2 separate regions of the Homo sapiens genome follow, and region 1 is linked to region 2. A link is an interaction called in ENCODE POLR2A ChIA-PET data of the cell type or tissue named here. Cell type or tissue: B cell. All regions are shown on one strand. Each heading gives the region's core, and the rest is flanking DNA. Links, peaks and the distances in the headings are about the cores only.

Region 1 (4,375 bases), core at 182-4,181, 910 kb after region 2:
GGGGAGACCCGCGCTGGGAGAGGCGTCCCTGGGGAGGGTAAGATGAGACTCTCCTGGAGCTGAGGCGAGGCCCTTGTGCAGAGTGGACAGCAGCTCCACACTGCAGTCTTCAGGAGGCGCCGGGCTGGGTCCCGTCCTCGCACACAGACTGACTTTCCCTGGGACGGCTGGGTGGTTTCCTCCGAATGGCATCTGCCCCCACCCAGGCATAGGTTTGCGGTGTAATGGTTCCTCGGGTTGGTTAGCCTGGGGAGGTGGCCGCTGATCGCTTTACCCTCCCCGCTGTCCTCCAGTGCCATGTGCCAGCCTGGAGAGGTGTCGTTTTTTGTTGGTGTTTGTATATTTCCCTGTCCTATTTGCTGTTGCTGGTTGCAGGTGGTTTTTGTCGTTTTCGTCACCTTCTCACTTGCTGCTTCCTTGCCCTGCGTGTCTTGCTTGGACATGGACTTTTCTAAATCCCCTCTTCAGAAGACACACAGATACATCAGTCATTCAGCCTCCTTCAGCTGTCGCGGCTTCTCATGAAGCTGTTCTGAGCCCCAGACCCTGCCCTGTTGAGAGTTGTGCCTGAACCCTGGCATGCGTGGTCTGGGCTAGAAACCGCCTCCCCCAGCAGCAGGGACTGTTTGGCCCCCACGCGGCCTCTGAGTTCTCGGTTGTGAGCAGCGGTGTCAGGAGTGCTGCCCGCGTCCTTTCGTTGGGTGGTCCAGGCTTCTGTGGCTCCTGTGCTGGCTCTGGGGGAGATCTGACTGCACCTGGGGTAGGGTACACCCTGCATGGAGGCCGCGCCCTCAGAGCTCGCCGCTCACAGATACCTCCAGCCTGGCAGGGGCTGGGCCCGCACTGGGAGTCCACACTCGGGGGAGGGCTGGGTCCCCGGGACCTTGCTGGGCGCTTCAGCCTCTTCCTCCCTTTCTCTGTGCCAGTCCACGCAGGATGTGAAGGAGTGGGGTCAGTCCAACTGGGGCTGGTGTTTGAACCTGGGGAGGAGAAGTTGCCGAGGGATTGACACTGGGAATGGCGGGTGAGGGTTTGGCCCAGGTGGGGAAAAGAAGGCGCGTGGGGCCGTGTCTCAGCGTGGTGGGCTCTCAGGACGTTGTCCTGGGAACCAGAAGAGAGTGCTGCCCTGATTTCCTAGACAGCCTCCCATTTTCCCTTGCCAGTGGCAGGCATATTCCGGAACCTTCTTGGGCAAGGTGCGCTCGTGTTTGGAATATGCTGTAGAGACTCAGCTTCCTTTTGGAGAATGAAAAGGCACATTATGGCCAGGAGCAACTTCATGTTTGGAGCGCCGTGTTTTGTTGCTTCCGGGCTGTGCCGTCACTGAGGGGTGTGGAGGGCGTTCCTTGGTGACAGCAGGGCCCTGGGCTGTGGGCTGCTGAGGGGGCTCCTGGAGTTCTTAGTGTTTGAAACTCTCCACAGCCTCAGGTCAGCTTCTGGGGCCTGGCTCGGGTTTCCGTGTTGTGGGATGAACTCAAGGGGTGCCAGGCTTCTTCAGCGAGCCCATAGGCAGGTCCAGGAAAGGCCAGGGTGAGCCCTGGAGGTGGGGTCTTTGCTGCTCCCGGGCTCTGGCGTTTGGCAACGCTGTGCTTCTTCCTAAGTAGTTTAAAGTAATAAGGAGTGTTTTTTGGACCCATTCATAGTTACTAGCCTGTGTGTTTCCTGCTTTCCAAAGCTCATCAGAGGCCTGTAGCCCGTGGGAGGAAGGAAACCAGGGGCAGGAAGCTGGGGCTGCCGACGGGGCTGGGCCATCCTGCCACATGCACCGCATCTCTGGGTGCGCCTTGGAGCCGGGACTTCCCTTTGCCCTTCTCCGGCTGGGCCGTGGGGGAAGCGCGGGGGTCACCAGATGACCGCTCGGGGCCTGGGAGGGACCCTGCTGAGTCAGCGCCGTTTCTCATCTGCTGCAGAGAATCCCGCGGTCAGGGCGGAGAGAATGGCGGCTCCTTCCGCATTCGGCCGCCCCGTCGGGAACGCATGCTCCTCATCGGCAAGGCTCCTCATTAGCTGTCCACGTGGACACCACAAGCCCAGGGCTCTCGTCCCCTCCCTTCCTGAAGCACCATGCTCGAAAGGAGTCTCCATTTGTTTCTATAAATCCCAACCAAAGGGTGAAAATGAAAGCCCTCCGTCAGAGTCCCTCTGGTGCAGGCTGTGGCGCTCGGGTACCTGGGACCGGCACTGAACCCTCTGGGGACCTGCAAGCTCTGGCCAGCAGCACGGGGTTCGGCCGTGCTGGGCTGTGGGATGCTGTTTCCAGCCGGCCCCCAGTGGTCACCGGGTGGGAGGACTGCATCGCAGGGACTTGTCTCTTTGTCTGTTAAAAAATCTGATTGAGTGAAAGAAGAACCTGCCTCCTGTCCTTCCCTTGCTCTGTCTTTGTTTCTTGTAGTTTCATTTGCAGACAGTAGATCCAAAAATAACCTGGCAGCCAGAATTTGAAATACCCCTCATGCCCCGGAGAATCTGGGCCCGTGGGTTTCTGTGAAATCGCCCTTGACAGCTTGGCTCAGTACCTTTGTTCTGGACGAGCTTCTCACGCTGTTGGATTGAGTGTTCCTTTTTCTTTTGCACTAGCATTCCACGCCTACGGGAAGGCAGGCAAGATGCTGGTGGAGACCAGGTAAGCCCCGCCCTGCCGCTGCGCTTGCCCCCCACCCCCGCACCCAGACACTGGGGACCCTCCCGGTGGGAGCGGCAGTTTCATCCCCAGATTCACCTGTAACTTAGGTTTCTGAAGAGTCGCTAAATACATGAAAGTCCAATTACTTGTACCCTTCAGTGTTGTAAGAAAAATTTATGTATGGAAAACTCCAAGAACCTGGTAAACAGTCCTCCCTCAGTTGTAGTCTCTCAACACCATTCCTCAGCACCTCACCTACCCCTCAAACACCGCTGCATAAAGGTGGCATTACATTGCAAATGTCATATTTTTCTTCCTTTGGCATAAAATTTCATGAGATGAAAAAATTTATGAGATGAAAAAATCGCTGGGAGATTGCACTTCTAGGCTTCTAAATTAGGGAATTGTAAACTCAAACGAACAGCCTTTTTTGAAAGCAGTTGATTGTTCTCTTAACTTGACTAACATCGTGGGGCTTTTTCAATTTTTTTATTTTTTGAGATGGAGTTTTGCTCTGTCACCCAGGCTGGAGTGCAATGCTGTGATCTCGGCTCACTGCAACCTCCCAGGTTTAAGCGATTCTCCTGCCTCAGCCTCCGAAGTAGCTGAGATTACAGGCGCGTGCCACCAGGCCCAGCTAATTTTTGTATTTTTAGTAGAGACAGGGTTTTGCCGTGTTGGCCAGGCTGGTTTTGAACTCCGGATCTCAGGTGATCCGCCTGCCTCGGCCTCCCAAAGTGCTGAGATTACAGGCGTGAGCCACTGTGCCAGGCCCATCATGGAGATTTTTGTAACTTTTAGAGCCTCCGCAGAGGGGCGAGTATAATACCAGGCTGAGAAAAGCTGAGTGTCGTTTGGTGTGCATGCCAAGTGACATAGCGAGCGCCACAGAACCTGCCCGCGCCCTGTGAACTGGGGCGCGTTTGAAATCACATCTGTTGGCCAGGCACAGTGGCTCACGCCTGTAATCCCAGCACTTTGGGAGGCTGAGGCAGGCGGATCACAGAGGTCAGGAGATCGAGACCATCCTGGCTAACACGGTGCAACCCCGTCTCTACTAAAAATACAAACAATTAGCCGGGCGTGGCTACTCGGCTACTCCCAGCTACTCGGGAGGCTGAGGCAGGAGAATGGCGTGAACCTGGGAGGCGGAGCTTGCAGTGAGCCGAGATCTCACCATTGCACTCCAGCCTGGGCGACAGAGTGAGACTCTGTTTCAAAAAAAAAAAAAAGAAAAAAGAAATCACATCTGTCATTCAGCCCAGCCTTGGGGTAGTCCCTGGCGGCAGCCCAGGTGTGTGCCAGCTTGCCCTGATGGCATTTCCCGTACCCCCCGTCCCTGTGCAGCATGATCGGGCTGATGCTGGGCACCTGCATCGCCTTCTACGTCGTGATCGGCGACTTGGGGTCCAACTTCTTTGCCCGGCTGTTCGGGTTTCAGGTAAGGATGTGTTCAGGGTTCTGGGTTGTTCAGATGCTGACGGCTGCTCTGAGGCCCTCTGTGGGATCCTCCCGAGGACCGAGACCTGGGTGCTGGTCGGGAGAAGCTTCTGTCGAGCCTGCTGTCATTCTAGGGGCTTGGTGGAGTGCGGGGGCTTTGCTGGGTCACGTCTGTGAGAGGTACACGCGAGGAAGCAAGCCAGGCAGAGTCTGACACCATGTAGATGAGGGGCGGGTGGGGGAGCCTCAGACCCGGGCACAGTGCAGAGCAAGTCTCTGCCAGCCCGGGCTGCCCATTGGAGGGCAGAGGCG
Region 2 (4,375 bases), core at 140-4,139:
TGATCTCGGCTCGCTGCAACCTCCATCTCCCGGGTTCAAGTGATTCTCCTGCCTCAGCCTCCCACGTAGCTGGGACTATAGGTGCCCACCACCACGCCCGGCTAATTTTTTTTTCTTTTGTATTTTTAGTAGAGACGGGGTTTTGCCATGTTGCCCAGGCTGGTCTTGAACTCCTGACCTCAGGTGATCCACTGGCCTTGGCTTCCTGAAGTGCTGGGATTATAGACGTGAGCTACCGCGCCTGGCCATAAGCAGCTTTTTAAAGCACTTTTTAAAGCCGCAGGAGTAAACTATTCTTATCATAGAAAGTCATTTCTCAGAGAAGATACTGTGGTGGAATGGCGAAGTGAAAGCCGCCACGGGCAATCTGTTGTGTCATCTCCAGGCCCCATATAGAGCCACCTGCGCACACTGCTCCGAAATGTGCGTCCAGCACTTCCTGATCGATTTGTGGTGTCTGTCCTTCGTGTCAGTGCGCTGGGTTCTGCCACGCCCTTTTAACTGACCAGCTACCCTCTGTTGTGTGTGTTGGGCCGGTTTGCTCAGAAGGGTCTCAGATGGGTGTGAACGGGCCAACAGGACCACACCAGGTGCTCCGGTCCAGCAGAGAGACCTTCTGCGGCAGGTCAGGTGCAAGGAGAGGAGACCCACATTGGTGGGTGTGGTGCCCCTCTAGCTCAGAAGCCCCAACCAGTATTGTGCAGCCAGTATCTCCTGTAGCAGCCCGCAGGGATCGCGTCTGCAGTCCCTGCAGCAGATGTACCCTGAGCGCCACCGTCTTCTGGGAAGCCCACAGTGTTGATGGTCCCTCTCTCTATCGCATCTCGCGGCGTGGATAAAAAGTGCCAGTCAGCAGTCATTTGACCCACGCAGTGCTGCTTGCTAATGTGGTAGACACCCGTGTGCCACCTGCCCAGTGTCCAGGGAAAGAGAGAGTTGAGCTGGAGGTCAGCTTCTCCCTGAGTGGAGGGAGGGTGTCTGGAAGCTCCCGTCCCCAGCATGAAGGCTGGTGCTCAGCCTGCACCTCGTCTGGGCGCCGAGTCCGTGCAGGTGCGTGCAGTGCTTGGACAGCTGAGGCCCACTTGCCCGCCGTGCGGGTGCTGACTTTCTCATAGCTGCTTTCCAGAGTGTTTACAGCATCCTTTTAAAAGTGCTTTACGTTATGTTGTGAAGTGTCTCTTCAAGTCTTTTGCTCATTCTTCTCTCCAAACCTGGGATGTTTTCAGCCATGTTCAGGTACTTTTTCAGTCTCACACTCTTTTTTTTTTTTTGAGACAGAGTCTTGCTCTGTCGCCCAGGCTGGAGTGCAGTGGCGCGATCTCGGATCACTGCAACCTCTGCCTCCGGGGTTCAAGGGGTTCTCCTGCCTCAGCCTCCCGAGGAGCTGTCACTACAGGTGTGTGCCACCATGCCCGGCTAATTTTTGTATTTTTAGTGGAGATGGGGTTTCACCATGTTGGCCAGGCTGGTCTTGGACTCCTGACCCCGGGTGATCCACCTGCCTTGGCCTCCCAAAGCGCTGGAATTACAGGCGTGAGCCACCACACCCAGCCTGCTATAGCTTTTTCTTTGCTGAGATTTGTTTTTCCATTTGCTTTACTAGATTACTTGAAGCGCTTTTATAATGACTGCTGTAGCTTCCTTGTTGAAGAATTCCAGCGTCTGTGTCATCTTGGTGTTGGCATCTACCTATTATCTTTTCTCCTTCAAGCTCAGATCTTTCTTTTTTTTCCTTTTTCTTTTTTTTTTTTTTTTTGAGATGGAGTCTCGCTCTGTCGCCCAGGCTGGAGTGCAGTGGCACGATCTCAGCTCACTGCAAGCTCCACCTCCCGGGTTCACGCCATTCTCCTGCCTCAGCCTCCCGAGTAGCTGGGACTACAGGCGCCCGCCACCACGCCCGGCTAATTTTTTTTGTATTTTTTTGTAGAGACGGGGTTTCACCGTGTTAGCCAGGATGCTCTCGATCTCCTGACCTTGTGATCCGCCCACCTCGGCCTCCCAAAGTGCTGGGATTACAGGCGTGAGCCACTGGGCCTGGTCAGATCTTTCCGGTTTTTGGTTGTCAGGTTTTTTTTTTAATTGTATCCTGGACATTTTGGGTTTTATGTTGTGAGACTCTGGGCCCTATTTAATTTCCTCTTTTATAGATGGGTGTAGCATGCTGGTCCAGGTGGGGCTGGAAGTTCTGCTACCCCGTGGGTCCTGCTGAAGCCACCCCTTCATAAAAGCAAAGCACCAACTTTCACATGTCAAGTGCACCTTGAAAATGTATTACCTTTGCTGAATATTTGGTATGGCTTTTCTTAATGCTGTTTTATTACCATAGTGACAAGAATGGTGAGATTGACCACCACCGGGAACAGTATGAAAATCTAAAATGGACACTGGAGAGAAAACTTGAGGAGCTCGACGGTGAGCTTGCTCTGCAGAGACAGGTAGAGCCTCTGGGTCGGCCCCTTCCTGGGTGCTTTCCCTGCCTGCCCACTGTGAAACTGAAATCATATAGGGCTGAGGAAAAGACAACCATTTGGTTCATTGCCTGCATTCTCCTTGGGAGTAAAATGGGGTCTTTGGGGCAGATGCCACTCTGGGATGGTCTGCAGGGAAACAGGATGGGATGTCTACATGCAGCCACCTCCACAGTGTTTCCTTGTTTTCTTTCCTCATGGATTAGTCAGGGTTCTCCAGGGAAACAGGCAATAGGAGACGTGTAGATATATAGGAGATAAATTGTAGGAATTCACTCGTGCAGTTACGGAGGCCATGAAGTCCCACAGTTTGTCATCTGCAAGCTGGAAAACCTGGGAAGCTGGTGGTGTAATTCAGCCCAGGGGCAAAGGCCTGAGCACCAGGGAGCCACTGATGTGAGTCCTGGTCCAGCTCTGAAGGCCCAAGATGCAGGAGCCCAATGTCCAAGGGCAGGAGAAGGCGAGTGTCTCAGCTCAAGCAGAGAGAGCGAGTTCACCCTTCCTTGCATTTCGTTCTATTCAGGCCCTCAGTGGATTGAATGACGCCCATCCACAGGAGGAGGGCTAGTCTCTTCTGGAAACACCCTTGCAGACACTCCCAGAAATAATTTTTTACCAGCTATCCGGGCAGCCCGTAGCCCAGTCATTTGACACATGGAATTAACCAGCACACCTCAGAAATGATGAAACTTTTAAATTTATTTTTAGAAAGGTATAATTTTAAAAACATGAATTATTTACTATGGAAAAGAATTTGGAATTCAATTATGATAAGTTTAAAAACAGATGCTTCAACTGAAAAGTGGCAGTCACCGAATTTCTCCTCAATGTTCTGGAAACTCAGCCTACACCTCCAAGAGACTCAGCTGTGCTGGGGTTTTGTTGAAAGACATCCTATAGATTTATATCTAGAGACCACAGTCAGAGATGCTGCCACTGTGTGCATATGTGACAAGGGGCTGCATCTCTGCAGGTTTACGTGTGATGAGGGGCTGTGCCTGTGCAGGTGCAGGTGTCATGAGGGGCTGCGTCTCTGCAGGTGCAGGTGTCACGAGGGGCTGCGTCTCTGCAGGTGTCATGAGGGGCTGCGTCTCTGCAGGAGTCACGAGGGGCTGCGTCTGCAGGAGTCACGAGGGGCTGTGTCTCTGCAGGTGCAGGAGTCATGAGGGGCTGTGTGTCTGCAGGTGCAGGAGTCACGAGGGGCTGCGTCTCTGCAGGAGTCACGAGGGGCTGCATCTCTGCAGGAGTCATGAGGGGCTGCGTCTGCAGGAGTCACGAGGGGCTGAGTCTCTGCAGGAGTCACGAGGGGCTGCGTCTCTGCAGGTGCAGGAGTCACGAGGGGCTGCGTCTCTGCAGGTGCAGGAGTCACGAGGGGCTGCGTCTCTGCAGGTGCAGGAGTCATGAGGGGCTGCGTCTCTGCAGGAGTCACGAGGGGCTGCGTCTCTGCAGGTGCAGGAGTCATGAGGGGCTGCGTCTCTGCAGGTGTCCTGAGGGGCTTCTTCTGTGAAGGTGCAGGTGTGATGAGGGGCTGCGTCTCTGCAGGTGCAGGTGTAATAAATGGCTCTGTCTATGCAGGTAGGTGTAAGTGTTACTAGAAGCTGTGTCTATGGGGGTGTCATAAGGGGCTGCGTCTGTGCAGGTGCAGCAGTGATGAAGGGCTTTGTGCAGGTGTGACAGGGTCCCCTCTCTGGTCCTGTCGGATGTTGGGAGCTTGGTCATAGTAGGATAGGCCAGTGTGTCACTAATTTGCCACAGTCAGGTCAGCAGAGAAGGAGGCCACGCTCACGTCATGATGGGCCCTCCTGTGGACTGTCCAGTTGTCCCCGGAAGTGCTGAGCTCACTCCCGTTGTTCACAGGTCCCTGAGGCTGCTTCTGAAATGGCCTGCAGAGGACTTTCTCTTGGAAT

What was found. Peaks named below come from ENCODE experiments on the same cell type or tissue, not always from the same donor. Only the 100,000 strongest peaks of a DNase experiment are listed, where the experiment ranks them.
Region 1: POLR2A ChIA-PET joins it to region 2 with 5 read pairs; 1 of 35 experiments calls an interaction of 5 or more read pairs at or near these places.

The regions. Positions count from the first base shown.
Region 1 is chr17:81,283,098-81,287,472 of GRCh38, reverse strand. It overlaps SLC38A10 (solute carrier family 38 member 10), which reads left to right. Exons shown (of 16, transcript NM_001037984.3): 3 at 2,578-2,623; 4 at 3,971-4,064. Among named protein-coding and RNA genes, the nearest start is that of SLC38A10, 10 kb to the left of the region's middle. RefSeq lists a silencer at 1,530-1,824 and an enhancer at 1,651-1,980. In B cell, for the core only: no CTCF peak of the experiment used is centred there; a DNase peak (open chromatin) is centred at 1,932; H3K4me3 peaks cover 1,302 bases; H3K27ac peaks cover 2,112 bases.
Region 2 is chr17:82,196,374-82,200,748 of GRCh38, reverse strand. It overlaps CCDC57 (coiled-coil domain containing 57), which reads left to right. Exons shown (of 19, transcript NM_001394669.1): 3 at 2,327-2,435. Among named protein-coding and RNA genes, the nearest start is that of CCDC57, 14 kb to the left of the region's middle. In B cell, for the core only: no CTCF peak of the experiment used is centred there; a DNase peak (open chromatin) is centred at 2,450.